Linked DNA regions of Homo sapiens: region 2 is linked to region 1. The links are chromatin loops, found by intact Hi-C in ENCODE. Cell type or tissue: HepG2. All regions are shown on one strand. Links, peaks and the distances in the headings refer to the core of each region. The heading gives the core; the rest is flanking DNA.

What was found. Hi-C counts contacts between places; a loop is a spot of excess contacts. Peaks named below come from ENCODE experiments on the same cell type or tissue, not always from the same donor. Only the 100,000 strongest peaks of a DNase experiment are listed, where the experiment ranks them.
Region 2: a loop joins it to region 1, with 5 times the contacts of the local background. A loop is called at or near these places in 19 of 110 quality-filtered maps.

Annotation. Positions count from the first base shown.
Region 1 is chrX:24,237,620-24,245,957 of GRCh38, reverse strand. No RefSeq gene overlaps it. Among named protein-coding and RNA genes, the nearest start is that of SUPT20HL2, 72 kb to the left of the region's middle. RefSeq lists an enhancer at 3,148-3,227. In HepG2, for the core only: a CTCF peak has its summit at 3,708 (motif pointing right); a DNase peak (open chromatin) is centred at 3,717; H3K4me3 peaks cover 750 bases.
Region 2 is chrX:23,915,870-23,924,207 of GRCh38, reverse strand. It overlaps CXorf58 (chromosome X open reading frame 58), which reads right to left. Exons shown (of 9, transcript NM_152761.3): 5 at 7,880-7,991. Among named protein-coding and RNA genes, the nearest start is that of CXorf58, 12 kb to the right of the region's middle. In HepG2, for the core only: a CTCF peak has its summit at 4,350 (motif pointing left); a DNase peak (open chromatin) is centred at 4,337.

The DNA.
Region 1 (8,338 bases), core at 205-8,204:
TCCTTCAGGCAGGAAGAAGTTGATCCCAGATGAAAGTTTGTATTTGCAGGAAGGAATGAAGAGCAACTGAAATTGTAAATATGTGGGCCATTCTAAATTAATACTGACTATAAAATACAATGAAAATAATGTCTTGGGAGGCTTAATATACACAGCTATAATGGCATATAGGTCAGGAGAGGGTATAAATGAAGTGTTCTAGAGTCCTTGCATTGTCTGGGAAGTAGGCAAAAATGCCAGTTAACATTAGACTTCAACAAATCTAAAATGCATGTTGCAATCTTACAACTACAGCCCATCAGTTTTACTCCTGGGTACGTGCCCAAGAAAAATGTGTGAGCATGTGCACCAAAAGAGAAGTGTAAGAATGTTCCTAGCAGCAGTATTCGAGATAGCCCCAGATGTCGATAGAGAAAAATAAATTGTAGTAGATTCATCCAATGGAACAAAACAGAATCAGGGAGTTCCAGAAAGTCTCCATGGTTTGACAGTCTTTCCCAGCACTGCCTCTGGAATGAATAGACTTGCTTCACTCCGTTTAGGATTAAAGGATTAAAAGTTCCGGAGGAGTGAGTCACCCTCACATACTTTCGGCAACATGCTGGCACCTTGGCTCTGTTGAAGAGATTAGAGGAAGAATCTGGAAGATGTTGCCTTCAGGGGCCTCTTCATTTCTGTAGTGAGAGTTCTGCTAGATCCTCGATTTATCATTCCACCAAGATGGTGCACACCTAGGGAACTGGCCAGAGGTGATCATGCGTGCTGTCAGGAAGGATGAATGGATGTGGGTGGTACCGCCTTCCCCCACGGAATAGTCCATCCCTTTGGACATAGCTTCCCATAGATAAACTTTCCAAAATTCTGTTGCCTAAAATAATGTGATTTTTTCCTCTTACAACGGAAAGTGGACTCACATTTCCCAAAGAGAGACACACCAAAGTCTCTTCCATTTCTGCACCTACCTCCAAGATAAAGATCTTTGGATCAGACCTCTGCCTCTTCTAATTTCATCACAATTCTGTAACCTATGGTCTAAATAGCAAGTTTATCCACATTGAGGAAAAAGGAGCCAAAGAGATGAGAAATTGTTTATGAACATATATATTTGGCAAGGAAGAAAATTCGAGGATCAGCAACAGTCTTTGTGTTTGCAAGTAGCTATGAGGCTCCTGTCCTCTCTCATGCAATCCAAATTCCTCTTCCCTTGCTGGTGTGAGGTGATCCAAGCTTTACTTCCTGAGGGTCCATGCCCTTGTTAGTCCTGCCTGTTTGGGTATTCAGTGGTATTCCATTAACTGTTACCTAGGGACGCCCCCTGAGTTCCAGCCATCCTCTGTCCTACCCCCATGGTGCAACAGCAACCTATTTTGATTTTGCACTGATTGGAGGCCATCAGTCCAGCCAATGTCCTAACCCTGTTGTCATTGCCTTCACACAGTGGGTGTGAGCAAGCACTTTGTGGACTGCATAACCCCAGTGGCTCTCTTTAGATTGGTGACCTTGCTGAAAGCAGTGGCTCCTCCTCACCCCAGAGGGAGAGGCTGTCTGTGATCTCAGTTTCTCACAGTCTCCTCCAGTGCCATCAGCAATGGCAGCTCATGTTCTCAGAACTGGTATGCAACTCCCCCAAGTAGTTGGCACCAAGGCTCAAATCCAATCCCCACCCCCACACCCCCACACAGACACACACAACTCCTCTCATAGGAGCCCTGTAAAAAGGGAGAGGACCTGCCAATTAATATATGAAAAGATTGTCAGCCTCACTAATAACCAGGGGAATGCAAACTAAAACAACAAGAAATCATTTTCACCTGCCAGATTGGAAAATATGACATTTTGGCAAAGATTGGGGCAAACAGGCAATTTCATTACTGCAGGAAGTATAAATTGGCACGGTCATTTTGGTGAGCAATTTGGGAGTGTGTCTAAGTCTTTAAAATGTTCACATGATTTCCCCTCCCCTCCCCAACATTTCCTGTCTTAGGTGTCTTCCCTAGAAAAGGACACTCTGACATGGACAAGCAGGCGGTGTTCACTGTAGCATCGTGTGGAAAAAATGAAAATCTAGAAACAACCTATAAGTCATCAGTGGGAAAATAAGTTTTCATTTTTTTATAGCTAAGAATTAACTAGATCCACATGTAGCAACAGGGATTTCAAAACTGAATGAGATGGTTGAGTGGAAAAAAGTGAGTAATGAAAAAAGTGAATGATATGGAAGGAGAGTATCATTGTTGCAAAAACAAACACATGTGTTTATGTAATTTTTTTTTTTTAGGTCTGGAAAGATTTACTCCAAACTCATAACTGAGGGTGGGGACAGGTGGGGAGGAGAGGGACCTAGATTGAGTTACTGTCAAAGAGGACTCTATTTATAACGTACTTATTTTCATAAGGAGAGTGTATTCATGTTATACTCTTGCAACAGAAAATTAATGATTAAAAAAAAAAATACATGTTCCTCTGGAAAGTGTACCTAACCTTCGAACACTCATTCACATGGTATATGATCAAGATTTACCTTTTGTGACATCTTTGCAGGACTACAGACTGAGTGGCCCCAGAAGCGTCCAAAAGTTTTCCCCTGGGAACACAAGGTCTAACAGGCTAAACGAGCAAGCACAGTAGAAAGTTTTTACTGAGGCTTATGAAGCCAAATTCAAACAGGAAACTTCTAAAGCTTTTGAAAATCCATCAGAATTAGTTTGGGCCCCTGAATTAGTTACCTACTGCTGCATAACAAATTATCCTAAAACGTAATGGCTCAAAACGACACATTTCTTTTCTCACAGTTTCTATGCTGCAGGAATCAGGGTCTCTCCCAGGGCTGCAATCAGAATGTTCACCGGGGCTACTGGCTCATCTAAAGGTTTCACAAGGGAAGGATCTGTTTGCAAATTCACTCACGTGGTTGTTGGCCAGATTCCGTTTCTCACAAGCTGTTGGACTAAGGGCCTTGGTTCCCCTGAGGGCGTCAGTTTCTTGCTGGTTGTTGGCCAGAAGCTGTTCTCAGTTCCTGGCCATGTGAACCTCTGCATGGGGTGGTTGACAGCATGGTAGCTGGCTTCCTCAGAACAAGCACGCAAGAGGCATCAGAGACAGTTTGCAATCAAGACAGAAGCCACAGTCTTGGCCAGGCGTGGTAGCTCATGCCTGTAATCCCAGCACTTTGGAAAGCCGAGGTGGGCGGATCACTTGAGGACCAGAGTTTGAGACCAGCCTGGCCAACATGGCAAAACCCTGTCTTCACAAAAAAATACAAAAATGAGCTGGGAGTGGTGGCATGTGCCTATAGTCCCAGCTATTAGGGAGGATGGCTTGAGCCCGGGAGGTTGAGGCTGCAGTGAGCTGTGACCATGCCACTGCACTCCAGACTCAGCGACAGAGCACGACCATGTCTCAAAAAAAAAAAAAAAAAAAAAAAGGTCACGGTGTTTTGTAACCTAATCTCAGATGGGACATCCCATCATTTTTGTCCTATTCTGTTCATTAGAAGCAAGTCACTAGTGTAGCCCACACTCAGGGGATCCAGGTCAGAAGCTGCCTGTCATAGCCTCATGGGAATTCTGTGTTCCGTTCCAGCTGTGTTAACATGGGGCTAGTGGGAGTGGGATAGGGGGAAGGGAAGGGAGGGAATACTCGCTTCCAAAAGAGTCCTGAAAGAGAATTTCTGATGTTGTCAGAGAAAATATTAGTATATCCAGTAGGTGGCACCCATCACTGTGAACAAGGGTCCCCAGCCCCTTGAGAATAGCACCTAACACAACAAACTCTGGTAATAAAGATTTAAGCAGCCAATCAAATATTCTTGTTAATAGGGAATTTTTGCGTATTATGCAATTGTTCTTTAAAAAATTATGATTAATTTCCGTTCTGTTACCATTCTAAGTGATTTAGATGATTTTCAAATTTTCTTGCAGATTTTGACACGTATGGTGGCAAATTATAACGACATGTAAGGTTTTTGCACGCAAGCCAGGATGTTTTACTAAGAGAACAGTCATTCTACACTAAGGGTCCCTTAAGTTAGCATCACAACTGATAAATTCAACATGTGATCATTTGTGCCTAACAAAATATACTTCAAAAAAACGTGGCTGCGCCATTCACAATGTACCAATTCATAACTTTTAAACCTTTCTTCATATGGCTAAAATATCTAGGTTGTTATTAAAGATAATCTAGCAGTGCTTTTCTACCTATTGTATGTGACTTATTCGTGGATCAAAATAACTTGGTGGATTTTGATAAGTAAATTTATATCACAATATTTCTTGGTAAATGGTAAAATGTACATATCCTAAAATATATCATTGTAATCACTTTAAGTGTACAATTCTGTGGCATTATGTATATTTAAAATGTTGTTTAGATCAGATGCGGTGGCTCACGCCTGTAATCCCAGCACTTTGGGAGGCCAAGGCGGGTGGATCACCTGAGGTCAGGAGTTCAAGACCAGCCTGGCCAACATGGTGAAACCCTGTCTCTACAAAAATTAGCCAGGCACAATGGAGGGTGCCTGTAATCCCAGCTACTCAGGAGTCTGAGGTGGGAGAATCGCTTGAACCCTGGAGGCAGAGGTTGCAGTGAGCCGAGATAGCGCCACTGCACTCCAGCCTGGGCAACAGAGTAAGACTTCATCTCAAAAAAAAAAAAAAAAAAAAGTTGTTTAAATATCACCACTATCTATTTCTAGAGCTTTTTCATCATCCCAAGCAAAAACTGTAGCATAGGCAATAGTTTCCCATTCTTTCTCTCCCCAGCCCCTGGTAACCTCTATCCTTCTGCCTCTATGAATTTGCCTATTCCAGATGTTTCATATAAGTGGATAATATATTATTTGTCCTTTTACATCTGGTATGTTTCATTTAACACAACATTTTCAAGGTTCATTCATGTTGTAACATGTATCAGAACTTTAGTTCCTGTTTTCAATTCTTTGGGGTATATACCTCAGATTGGAAGTATTGGATCATATGGTAATTTTTTTTTTTTTTTTTTTTGAGACAGTCTTCACTCTGTTGCCTAGGCTGGAGTGCAGTGGCATGATCTCGGCTCACTGCAATCTCCACCTCCTGGGTTCAAGCGATTCTCCTGCCTCAGCCTCCCAAGTAGCTGGGACTACAGGTATGCACCGCCACGCTCGGCTGATTTTTGTATTTTTAGTAGAGACGCAGTTTCACCATGTTGGCCAGGCTGGTCTCGAACTCCTGACCTCAAATGATCTGCCCACCTTGGCCTCCCAAAGTGCTGGGATTACAGGTGTGAGCCAGGCCGGATCATATGGTAATTCTATGTTTAACTTTTTAAAAACCACCATACTGTTTTCCACAGCAGCTGCAACGTTTTACATTCCTACCAGCAATATACAAGGGTTCCAATTTCTCTGTATCCCCATAACACTTGTTATTTCCATTTTTTTATAATAACCATCCTGGTGGGTATGAAGTAACATCTCATTGTGGTTTTAATTTGCATTTACCTAATGACTAATGACGTTGAGCATCTTTTCATGTGCTTTTGGTCCATGTCTAAGTCTTCTTTGGAGAAATGTCTATTTAAGTCTTTTGCCCATTTAAAAATTGGGTCGTTTGCTTGTACTTGAGTTGTAGGAGTTCTTTATATTTTTTGGATATTAAACCCTCATCATATGTATGATTTTCAAAACTTTCCCCCATCTTTTCACTTTCTTGATAATGTCCCCTGAAACATGCAAGCTTTTAATTTAGATGAAGTTCAATTTATCTATTTTTTCTTTTGTTTCTTGTGCTTTTAGTGCCATATTTAGATAAATGAATGTCTTCATGAAATACAATAGAAAAATCACAATGTGGCCAGGCACAGTGTCTCATGCTTGTAATCCCAGCACTTAGGCCAAGGCGGGTGGGTCACTTGAGCTCAAGAGTTCGAGACCAGCCTGGGCAACATGGGGAAACCTTGTCTCTACAAAAAAAATATAAAAATTAGCCAGGCATGATGGTGTACACCTGTAATTCCAGCTACTCAGGAGGCTGAGGTGGCTGAGGTAGGAGGATCATTTGTGCCTGGGAGGCGGAGGCTGCAGTGAGCTATAATTATCCAACTGCACTCCAGCCTGGGCGACAGAGGAGACCCTGACTCAGAAAAAATCAGACTGGGCGCGGTGGCTCATGACTGTAATCCCTAATCCCAGCACTTTGGGAGGCCGAGGCAGGTGGATCACCTGAGGTCAGGAGTTCAAGACCAGCTTGGCCAACATGGTGAAACCGTCTCTATTAAAAATAAAAAAAATGAGCCTGGTGTAGTGGCAGGTGCCTATAGTCCCCAGCTACTCGGGAGGCTGAGGCAAGAGAGTCGCTTGAACCCGGGAGGCAGAGGCTGTAGTGAGCCGAGACTGTACCACTGCACTCCAGCCTGGGCAACAGAGTGGGACTCTATCTCAAAAAAAAAAAAAAAAAAAATTCACGATGCCTTACACATAGGGTAAACATTGTTTAATGAAACTCTTGTCTCAGTTACCTGTATCATGAATGAACATCTATGTAAAATGTATTTCTTCTTACAGGTCACAGTGAACATTTTTTGAAATTCATCAACGTGGAGTAATTCCCTGTCACATACTTAAATATTCTCCTTCTTCCTTCTACTTAAACACAGAAGCCTGTCACGGTGGGGAGCTTGCGCCCTTCCAAGGCAGCCTCCTGGCATTTAGATACAAATTTCAAATGGATCACATGCACCTAAATCCCTTCCAAATGACTGAAATCACAGGAAAAAAATTTTTTAATTATTTATGTATAATACCACTAGAAAGCCAAACACTATAAACCAAAAGATTTGAGGAACTCTTGAAGGAAAAACAGAAGGTGAGAACAAACCCAAGAGGAAACTGAGGAAGGAGACTGGAAAAATTGGGGAGCAATAGATGGAGTGTGCAGGGGTCATGGGACAATCTTCCAGGTGGTTAATTTGAAGACTACATGTGGAATATTCTCTCTCTTTCTCTCCCTCTTTCTCTCCCTTTCCCTACCCTCCCACCTCCGCCCCCGCTCAGCCCCCTCTTCGCCCCCTCTCCTCTCTCCCATTTTCTCTAAGGGCTTGTGCTTACTCTTTGCCTAAAACTGCCCCCGGGGCCACCATTCCCCAAGTGACAAAGGCAGCCCCACTCCACTCAACCCCATAATCCTCAAAACAAGCTTCTCCATCAGAGCCAGCATCCGTAGCCGCAAAAGCAGAAGATCTCACACAGCAAAAGGAGCACACAGACAAAAACCACAGGACACCTGAAGAAATCCATTGCCACGAAAGACAGGCACCAAGCTCAACCAACACAAGGAACAGCTTATGGAGAGATAGTTTTGTGTGTTTTTTTTCTTTCCACTCCACCTCAAGGAGCCTGCCACATCCCAAGTTAGGGGTGATAAGAGGGCTTTTTAAAAACGTAACTGATCACACCTGTAATCCCAGCATTTTGGGAGGCCAAGATGGGAGGATTACTTGAGGCCAGGGGTTTGAAACAGCCTGGGCTTAATATAGTGAGACCCCATCTCAAAAAAAAAAAACTAATTAAATGTTGAGAAGGAGACACGAACTCTTTCAGCATAATTAAGTTCAAAATATACACCAACAGGAAGTTCTCCTTCACAGAAATGTCTGATTGCTTTATAACTATTTCACCCACAAGTCACGGCATCACGATGAACTCTTCCACTGTCGACTTCCACCTTCAGGACCCTAAAGGTTTCTCCCCCTCACCTCTATCCAAGAGGGAAAGTGGATGGGCTACAATGTAACTGACAGTCCATGACAGAAGAGGAGACAGGAAGATGAAAGAGGATAACAGATAAAAAGACTAAGGAATATGGGGAAAGGGACAAAGATGGGAAGGAAATGGTTCAAGGAGGTCACTCTCTACTGACTGAAGGACCGGACACAGGTACATAAGATGAGTTGAATGGATAAGGGCCAACCTTCCAAGATCTTTAGACTCCATATGGCACAGAAGATGAAGGAAATAACCAACTTCGTATGTTTCCTTGGCTGAGGGTGTGGGCATGCTACACGTTTTACCTCTCTAATCACCCAGAATACTTTGCTTTTTCCCAAGTAGAAGACAAAGACAGGAAAAGGTCATGCAGGGGATAGTTCTTGACTGTCCTGTCCCTTCTCCAGCAAAGCAAGGGGCATAGGGCCTGGGTTATATTTGGAGTGCTGTAAACCATCTTTGGGGTTTAAGGTCTGATATTCAGATGGACTTCAGATTAAAAGTTGCATGCTGGCTGGGTGTCGTGGCTCACACCTGTAATCCCAACACTTTGAGAGGCTGAGGCAGGAGGATCACTTGAGCCCAGGAGTTCGA
Region 2 (8,338 bases), core at 273-8,272, 320 kb after region 1:
AAGGTAAAAACAAGTAATTGTACACTGAACAGGTATGAAGACCATATAATTTCTGCTTTAGGAATTTCTGTAGGCATAACTATAATTTACTTTAGCTGAAGTTACTAAAAAAGGGTTTTTAAAATTTTTATTTTTATTTTTTGAGACGGAGTCTTGCTCTGTCACCCAGGCTGGAGTGCAGAGGTGCCATTTCGGCAGACGGCAACCTCCGCCTTCTGGATTCGAGCGATTCTCCTGCCTCAGCCTCCTGAGTAGCTGGGACTACAGGCGTGCACCACCATGCCCAGCTAATTTTTGTTTTCAATAGAGACGGGGTTTCACTATGTTGGCCAGGCTGGTCTCGAACTCCTGATCTTCTGTTCCACCTGCCTCGGCCTCCCAAAGTGTTGGGGTTACGCCCAGCTAATTTCTGTATTTTCAGTAGAGATGGGGTTTCACCATGTTGGCCAGGCTGGTCTCAAACTCCTGACCTCAGGTGATCTGCCTGCCTTGGCCTCCCAAAGTGCTGGGATTACAGGCGTGAGCCACAGTACAAAAGGTATTTATTTAGGGTTTTTTTTTTTTTTTCTGAGACAGAGTCTCCCTCTATCGCCCAGGCTGGAGTGCAGTGGTGCCATCTTGACTCACTGTAACCTCTGCCTCCCGGGTTCAAGCAATTCTCCTGCCTCAGCCTCCTGAGTAGCTGGGACTACAGGTGCGTGCCACCATGCCTGGCTAATTTTTTTTTTTTGTATTTTTAGTAGAGACAATTTCGCCATTTTGGCCACACTGGTCCTGAAATGACCTCAAGTGATCCGCCCACCTTAGCCTCCCCAAAAAGGTATTTATTGACAGGTCCTCCCTACACTGCCCCACTCAGCCACCACCACCAATCTCTCCAAGACCCAGTTTCCTTATGTGTGCAGTGCCTCAGTTGTGTGCCTCATCTGTGTCTGGCCCATTCTGGTCCCTCAGCCAAAGAAAAACATGCCTGGCAGCATAGGGCAAGCTCTCTGCCCACCTGTGAGAGGGGTTTGAGAAATGTTTGCTGTCCAATGGCCAAGATGTTCTTTCTCAGACATCTGCAGTGTATGGCCAAAGTCAAGAAAGTCCTTCTCCATAGGAAGCAATGGGAAAGAAGAGCCTAGAGCCAGGAGAAAAGCAAGGGCAAAAACTAGGCAAAGATTCCAGGATACCAGCCAATCAGGGTAGGATTCAAGAGGCAGGTTCTGTTCTTAGTGGGTGACTCAAAGCGTCAAAGCGGGCCATCTCTAAATCTGGCACTTATCCTGATACTCAGCATCTCTGTGGCCAGAAGCCCCCACAGCTCTGTGGCTATTTGCTGGCCTAGATCCACACTTGGGCTTGTAAAGCTACTCTAGTATCTCAAGACACTTTCCTGTTTCTACTGGGAACTGTCACTCATGGAAGAGGTAATAACTGGTATCCATGCATTGGAACAGTTTCTTGGTTTGGAACAGTCCAATTACATACAGGTTCAGAATAAACAAAACCACCATAACTGCATGGTTGTTTTAACCTCAAAATGTACATAGTACAGTGGAAACACAGAGAAGTGTTCAAGTCTCAGTTATGCTCCTGGCAAGTCTTTCCAACTTCTAGCTTCCTAATAGGGAAAATGGGAATAATGTGTCCCTAACCAGAGTTATTGCAGGGCCATCTAAGAGAATGTGTATGCTGCTGTTTAGCATAGTTCCTAACTCTCAGGAGTGGTTAAGAACTGGGACTTTGGAGGCAGGCTACTAGGTCTTGATCTCGGTTCCTTCATTTTCCAGGTGTGAGACCTTAGGCAAGTTAGTCTTTTTTGTTTGTTTGTTTTTGTTTTTGTTTTTTTGAGACAGACTCTCACTCTGTCACTCAGGCTGGAGTGCAGTGGTGCAATCTCGGCTCACTGCAACCTCCGCCTCCTGGGTTCAAGCGATCCTCCTGCCTTAGCCTCCCGAGTAGCTGGGATTACAGGCACGTGCCACCGCGCTTGGCTAATATTTGTATTTTTAGTAGAGATGGGTTTCACCATGTTGGCCAGGCTGGTCTCAAACTCCTGACCTCAAGTGATCCGCCTGCCTCGGCCTCCCAAAGTGTTAGGATTACAAGCGTGAGCCACAGCACCCGGCCCTCAGTCTTTTTTAAAATGAGGATAATAACAGAAAATACACTGTAGTGTTTATGATAATTAAATAGAGTAATGTGCATAAAATGTTTAAGATCATATTTGATAGAAAGTGCTCAGTAGGCTCAGCACTTTGGGAGGCGGAAGTGGGCAGATCGCTTGAGGCCAGGAGTTCGAGATCAGCCTGGCCAACATAGCAAAACCTCCTTTCTACTAAAAAAAAATGCAAAAATTAGCCAGGCATGGTGGCACATGTCTGTAATCCCAGCTACTCAGCTGGCTAAGACATGAGAATTGCTTGAGCCTGGGAGGGGGAGGTTGCAGTGAGCCAAGATTGCGAGATGGTGCCACTGCACTCCAGCTTTGGCAACAGATTAAGACCTTGTCTAAAAAACAACAACAACAACAACAAAAAACAAAAACACAAAAAACAAAAACAAACAAAAAACACAAAGAGACAAAGAGCAACAGAGTTGAGTAAGCTTAGAGTGAGAAATATTCCATATTTACAAGTTTTCTATCAACCATGAATCCAAGTGTTACCAGAGTTTGAAGCTGAACTAAAGGGAAAAAGGAACCTTAAACTGTTCAAGTTGGGTATGTTCTGATCATTTAAAACCCGTTATGATGTTTAGTGAAAAATTCAAGGTCAATAATATGACCACACTTTTATAATAAGAACAAAATTTAAAAATCTCTATGTGTGTATTTTCATGGGAAACATGAAGGATACACAGCAAACCATTAACAATGACTACCCCAGGAGAGTGAAAGTTGTAGCACAGAAGATAAAGGCACGGAGGCATATTTTTCTATCTGTGGGCTAATTTAAACAAAAATTTAAGTTATTATACAGCATTATGATGGGTTTTAATGCATAAGCAGTGATTTCCAATCACTGCCTCTAAGGTTCTCATTTGCTCAAGCCTGTGTACAGCAAGGGGGTGGCAGGAGTAGACCCAGGAGGATTTCAGTTCTTGAAAAAGCCTCATTATATAATCCTAGGAAAGAAACAATTGATGATATTTTATAGGGGTAACTACAAGCTTATTCTATACATAAATGTGGCATAAATTTATCCTTCAAGTAGGATAAACATATACTTCCACATTTGAAGTTGATCTATATAAATATTAATGTTCTTGAAACACCATATTCCATAATGAAAACATGTAGCTCATTTTCTAGGTGTTTTTTTTTTTTTTTTGGACGGAGTTTTGCTCTTGTTGCCCAGGCTGGAGTGCAATGGTGCAATCTCAGCTCACTGCAACCTCTGCCTCCTGGGTTCAAGCGATTCTCTTGCCTCAGCCTCCCAAGTAACTGGGATTACAGGCGCCCACCACCACACCCGGCTAATTTTGTATTTTAGGTAGAAACGGGGTTTCACCATGTTGGCCAGGCTGGTCTCGAACTCCTGACCTCAGGTTATCCTCCCGCCTCGGCCTCCCAAAGTGCTGGGATTACAGGCATGAGCCACCGAGCCTGGCTTCATTTGATAATTTTCTGAAATAAAGTTAAATTTTCTCTGATACTACCTGAGAACATGGAGAAAAGTGGTCCCTTTTCCTTTTCTAAAACTCTTCAGAGTCAATGCCGCACATGCAGGATCTGATCAGAAACTGCCAGGCTGTGTGGTCTTCTCTCCTGCATACATGCTAGAACTCATGATTTAAGATGGGCCACAGTTTTTGTGTACATTTCCAGAAGGGGGATCTTGCCAGGGTTACAGAAAAATAACCTTTGATATGTGGTTTATAAATGGCCAAATATGAGAATGTCCATCTTTTTAAAACTTAAATATAGTCATGTATAAGGGTCCAAGGAGTAAAACCTGTACTGTAGAGCCTTGCTATTAAAAGTGTGGTTTACATCACAAGCCTATCCGGATTTGCCACCTGCTGACTGTAGAGCCCTTGGGCCTTGAGTAAATGGTAGCCAGGCAGTGGTCACTGTGGGCCTTGGGAGAGACCCAGTGCTATGCTTGCTTCAGGTCCGACCCAGTGCAGTCCCAGTGGTGGTGGTGGCCACAAGGGTGCTTGTTTTACCCGTCCCCCAGCTCCAGGCTGCTCAGTACAGAAAGAGAGAGATTCCATTTATTGGGGGAAAAGTAGGGAAAGAGAACAAAAGTCTCTGCCTGGTAATCCAGGGAATTCTTCCGGATCTTAGCCAAGAACAACAAGGCAGTACTTCTACAAGTCTGCAAGAGCCACAGTGTTACTGGGCTTGGGGTGCCCCCTAATGCAGATATGGCTGCAGTGACCAAAGATTTAGATCACGACACCTGAGTCCCTTTGAATACTTGGAAAGCCTTTTCACGAAGGACAGGTTACAAACAAGCGCAGACTGTAAAGACTACAGTAAATACTACGATACCTAACTCTTCGATGCCCAGACATTGGCAAACATCCATAAGCATCAGGACCATTCAGGAAAACATGACCTCACCAAAGAAACTAAATAAGGCACCAGTGATCAATCCTAGAGAGACAGAGGTATGTAACCTTTCAGATAGAGAATTCAAAATAGCTGTTTTTGTGTTCATGTTCTGACGTAAAAAAACAAAAAACAAACAAAATAGCTGTTTTGAGAAAGCTCAACAAAATTCAAGATAACACAGAGAAGGAATTCAGAAACCTATCAGATAAATTTAACAAAGAGAATGAAATAATTAAAAATAATCGAGCAGAAAGAAATTCTGGAGCTGAAAAATGCAATGGACACACTGAAGAATGCATCAGAGTCTCCTAACAGAGGAACTGATCATGCAGAAGAATTAGTGAACTTGAAGATAGGCTATTTGAAAATACACAATTAGAGCAGACAAAAGAAAACAAATAAAAAAGAATGACTCATGCCTACAAGATCTAGAAAATAGCCTCAAAAGGGTGAATCTAAGAATTATTGGCCCTAAAAAGGAGGTAGAGAGATAGATCAGGGTAGAAAGTTTATTCAAAGGGATAACAGCAGAGAACTTCCCAAATTCAGAGAAAGATATCAATATCCAAGTAAAGAAGGTTACAGAACACCAAGCAGATTTAACCCAAAGACTACCTCAAGGCATTTAATAATCAAACTCCCAAAGGTCAAGGATAAAGAAAGAATCCTAAAATCAGCAAGAGAAAAGAAACAAACAACATACAAAGGAGTTCCAATACGTCTGGCAGCAGACTTCTCATTGGAAGCCTTACAGGCTGAGAGAGTGATGTAACATATTTAAAGTGCTGAAGGAAAAATAAAAACTTTTATCCTAGAATAGTATATGCAGTGGAAATATCCTTCAAACATGAAGGAGAAATAAAGACTTTCTCAGACAAAAGCTTAGGAATTTTGTCAATAACAGACTTGTCCTACAAGAAATGCTAAAGGGAATTCTTCAATCTGAAAGAAAAGGTCATTAATAAACAATAAGAAATCTGAGAGTACAAAATTCACTGGTAATAGTAAGTACACAGAAAAACAGTATTATAACATTGCAATTGTGGTGTGTAAACTACTCATATGTTGAATAGAAAGACTAGAAGATGAACTGATCAAAAATAATAACTACAATAACTTTTCAAGACATAGACAATACAATAAGATATTAATAGAAAAAACAAAAAGTTAAAAAGTGGGGAGATGAAGTTAAAGTGCAGAGTTTTTATTTGGTTTCTCTTTGCTTGTTTGTTATTTTTTTGTTTGTTGAAGCAATCTGTGTTAATCTGTCACCAGTTTAAAATAATGGGTTATAAGATATTGTTTGCAAGCCTCATGGTAACCTCAAATCCCAAAACATACAACAGATACACAAAAAATAAAAAGCAAGAAATTAAAACATACCACCAGAGAAAATCACCTTCACTAAAAGGAAGGCAGGAAGGAAGGAAAGAAGGAAGAGAAGACCACAAAACAACCAGAACAAATATGAAAATGGCAAAACTAAGTCTGTACTTCTCAGTAATAACATTCATGTAAATGGACTAAACTCTCCAATCAAAAGATATAGAGTGGCTGAATGAATTTTAAAAAAAGTGTGGTTTCGAGGTCAGGAGATTGAGACCATCCTGGCTAACATGGTGAAACCCCATCTCTACTAAAAATACAAAAAAAATTAGCCGGGCGTGGTGGCGGGAGCCTGTAGTCCCAGCTACTCGGGAGGTTGAGGCAGGAGAATGGCGTGAACCTGGGAGGCGGAGCTTGTAGTGAGCCAAGATCATGCCACTGCACTCCAGCCTGGGCGACAGAGCGAGACTCCGTCTCAAAAAAATAAAATAAAATAAAATAAAGTGTGGTTTATGGACCAGCAGCAGCGGCAGCATTTTAACAAGATTCCCAGGTGATTCCTATACTGTAGACACAATTTGTGGTGAATATTCATGAAACTTAAAAGTATGATGAGAGTGCCAGGTGTGGTGGCTCACGCCTGTAATCCCAGCACTTTGGGATGCCGAGGCGGGCGAATCACCTGAGGTCAGGAGTTCGAGACCAGCCTGGCCAACATGTTGAAACCCCGTCTCTACTAAAAATACAAAAATTGGCCAGGTGTGGTGGTGCATGCCTGTAATCCCAGCTACCTGGGAGGCTGAGGCAGGAGAATCACTTGAGCCTGGCAGGTGGAGGTTGTGGTGAGCTGAGATCGCACCATTGCACTCCAGCCTGGGCAACAAGAGCAAAACTCTGTCTCAAAATAAATAAAGAAATAAATAAGTATGATGAGAATTCATGTGAAAAAAGGATAAATATTTGAAAGTTCATTTTCTTTCTTTCTTTTTTTTTTTTTTTTTGAGATAGAATCTCACTCTGTTGCCCAGGCTGGGGTGCAGTGGTGCGATCTCAGCTCCCCACAACCTCTGCCTCCAGGGTTCAAGCAATTCTCCTGCCTCAGCCTCCTGAGTATCTGGGATTACAGGCATGCACCACTACGCTTGGCTAATTTTTGTATTTTTAGTAGAGACGGGGTTTCACCATGTTGGCCAGGCTGGTCTTGAACTCCTGACCTCAGGTGATTCGCCCGCCTTGGCCTCCCAAAGTGCTGGGATTACAGGCATGAGCCACCGTGCCTGGCTGAAAGTTCATTTTCAATAGCATAGTCCAGACCATTTTTTTTCTAAATGTGCTACCAGAATCAAAGAAATAATAACATTCCATTAAAACAAATAAAATGGCATTAAATTAAATGTTCTGCATAATTTAAGAGCCCTGACCAATTTTAGTCTTTTTTTTTTTTTTGAGACAGAGTCTCACTGTGTCGCCCAGGCTGGAGTGCAGTGGTACGATCTTGGCTCACTGCAGCCTCCACCTCCTGGGTTCAAGTGATTCTCCTGCCTCAACCTCCCGAGCAGCTGGGATTACAGGCATGTGCCACCATACCTGGCTAATTTTTATATCTTTAGTAGAGATGGGGTTTCACCATGTTGGCCAGGCTGGTCTCAAACTCTTGACCTCAGGTGATCTGCCCGCCTCGGCCTCCCAAAGTGCTGGCATTACAGGCATGAGTCACTGCGCCTGGCCTAGTCTATTATTAACAAATAAAAATTTTAATACATAAAAATGGATGGATATTTTCTAGAGCCTTAATTAAGTAATTCACTCCAAATGTCTTTTTTTTTTTTTTTTTTAGCTAGTAAGTGGAGACACTTTGAAACATGGTGCTTAAAAAAAAACACACTACCTACCTGGTGGGCTGTTTCATGGTGAAATAACTTATTCTGTATAATTTGAATGCAATTCAGATACTATGTAGATGTTAAAAAGCTAAGTTAACATAAAATGTACATCATGAAACGTCACCTTACTTGACGGCATTAATACATTTTTTCCACTAAAATACTTGTAACCATGGCCATCAGTATGAAGAAAAATTTTAAACACGATGAAAGGTGGAAACGTTTCACCTCTAAATCTGAAATAAAGATAAAAATTTAGTTATTTGGCATCAGGTTTTGGGCTCAGTTGCTTTTCCCCCTTATACTTAAGATAGTTCATATAGTTTCTTGCATACAGGGTAAAGGCTATGTCAGAGCATGTAAAGAATTGGTAATGAAATGGATCACATAGGATGTAAGACCCACACTTTGGTGTACTCACAACTATTCTCATACCTGTGTAAGACTGAATACAGAATGGGAGATGAGAGCTACTCTCATGGCAACTTTTAGCCACAGAGTCATGCCTCGGTTTCTTCACATAACAAATGTAAATAAGAATAACACATTTACTTTGTAATTAAGTTCTGAGAAGTTACAAGAA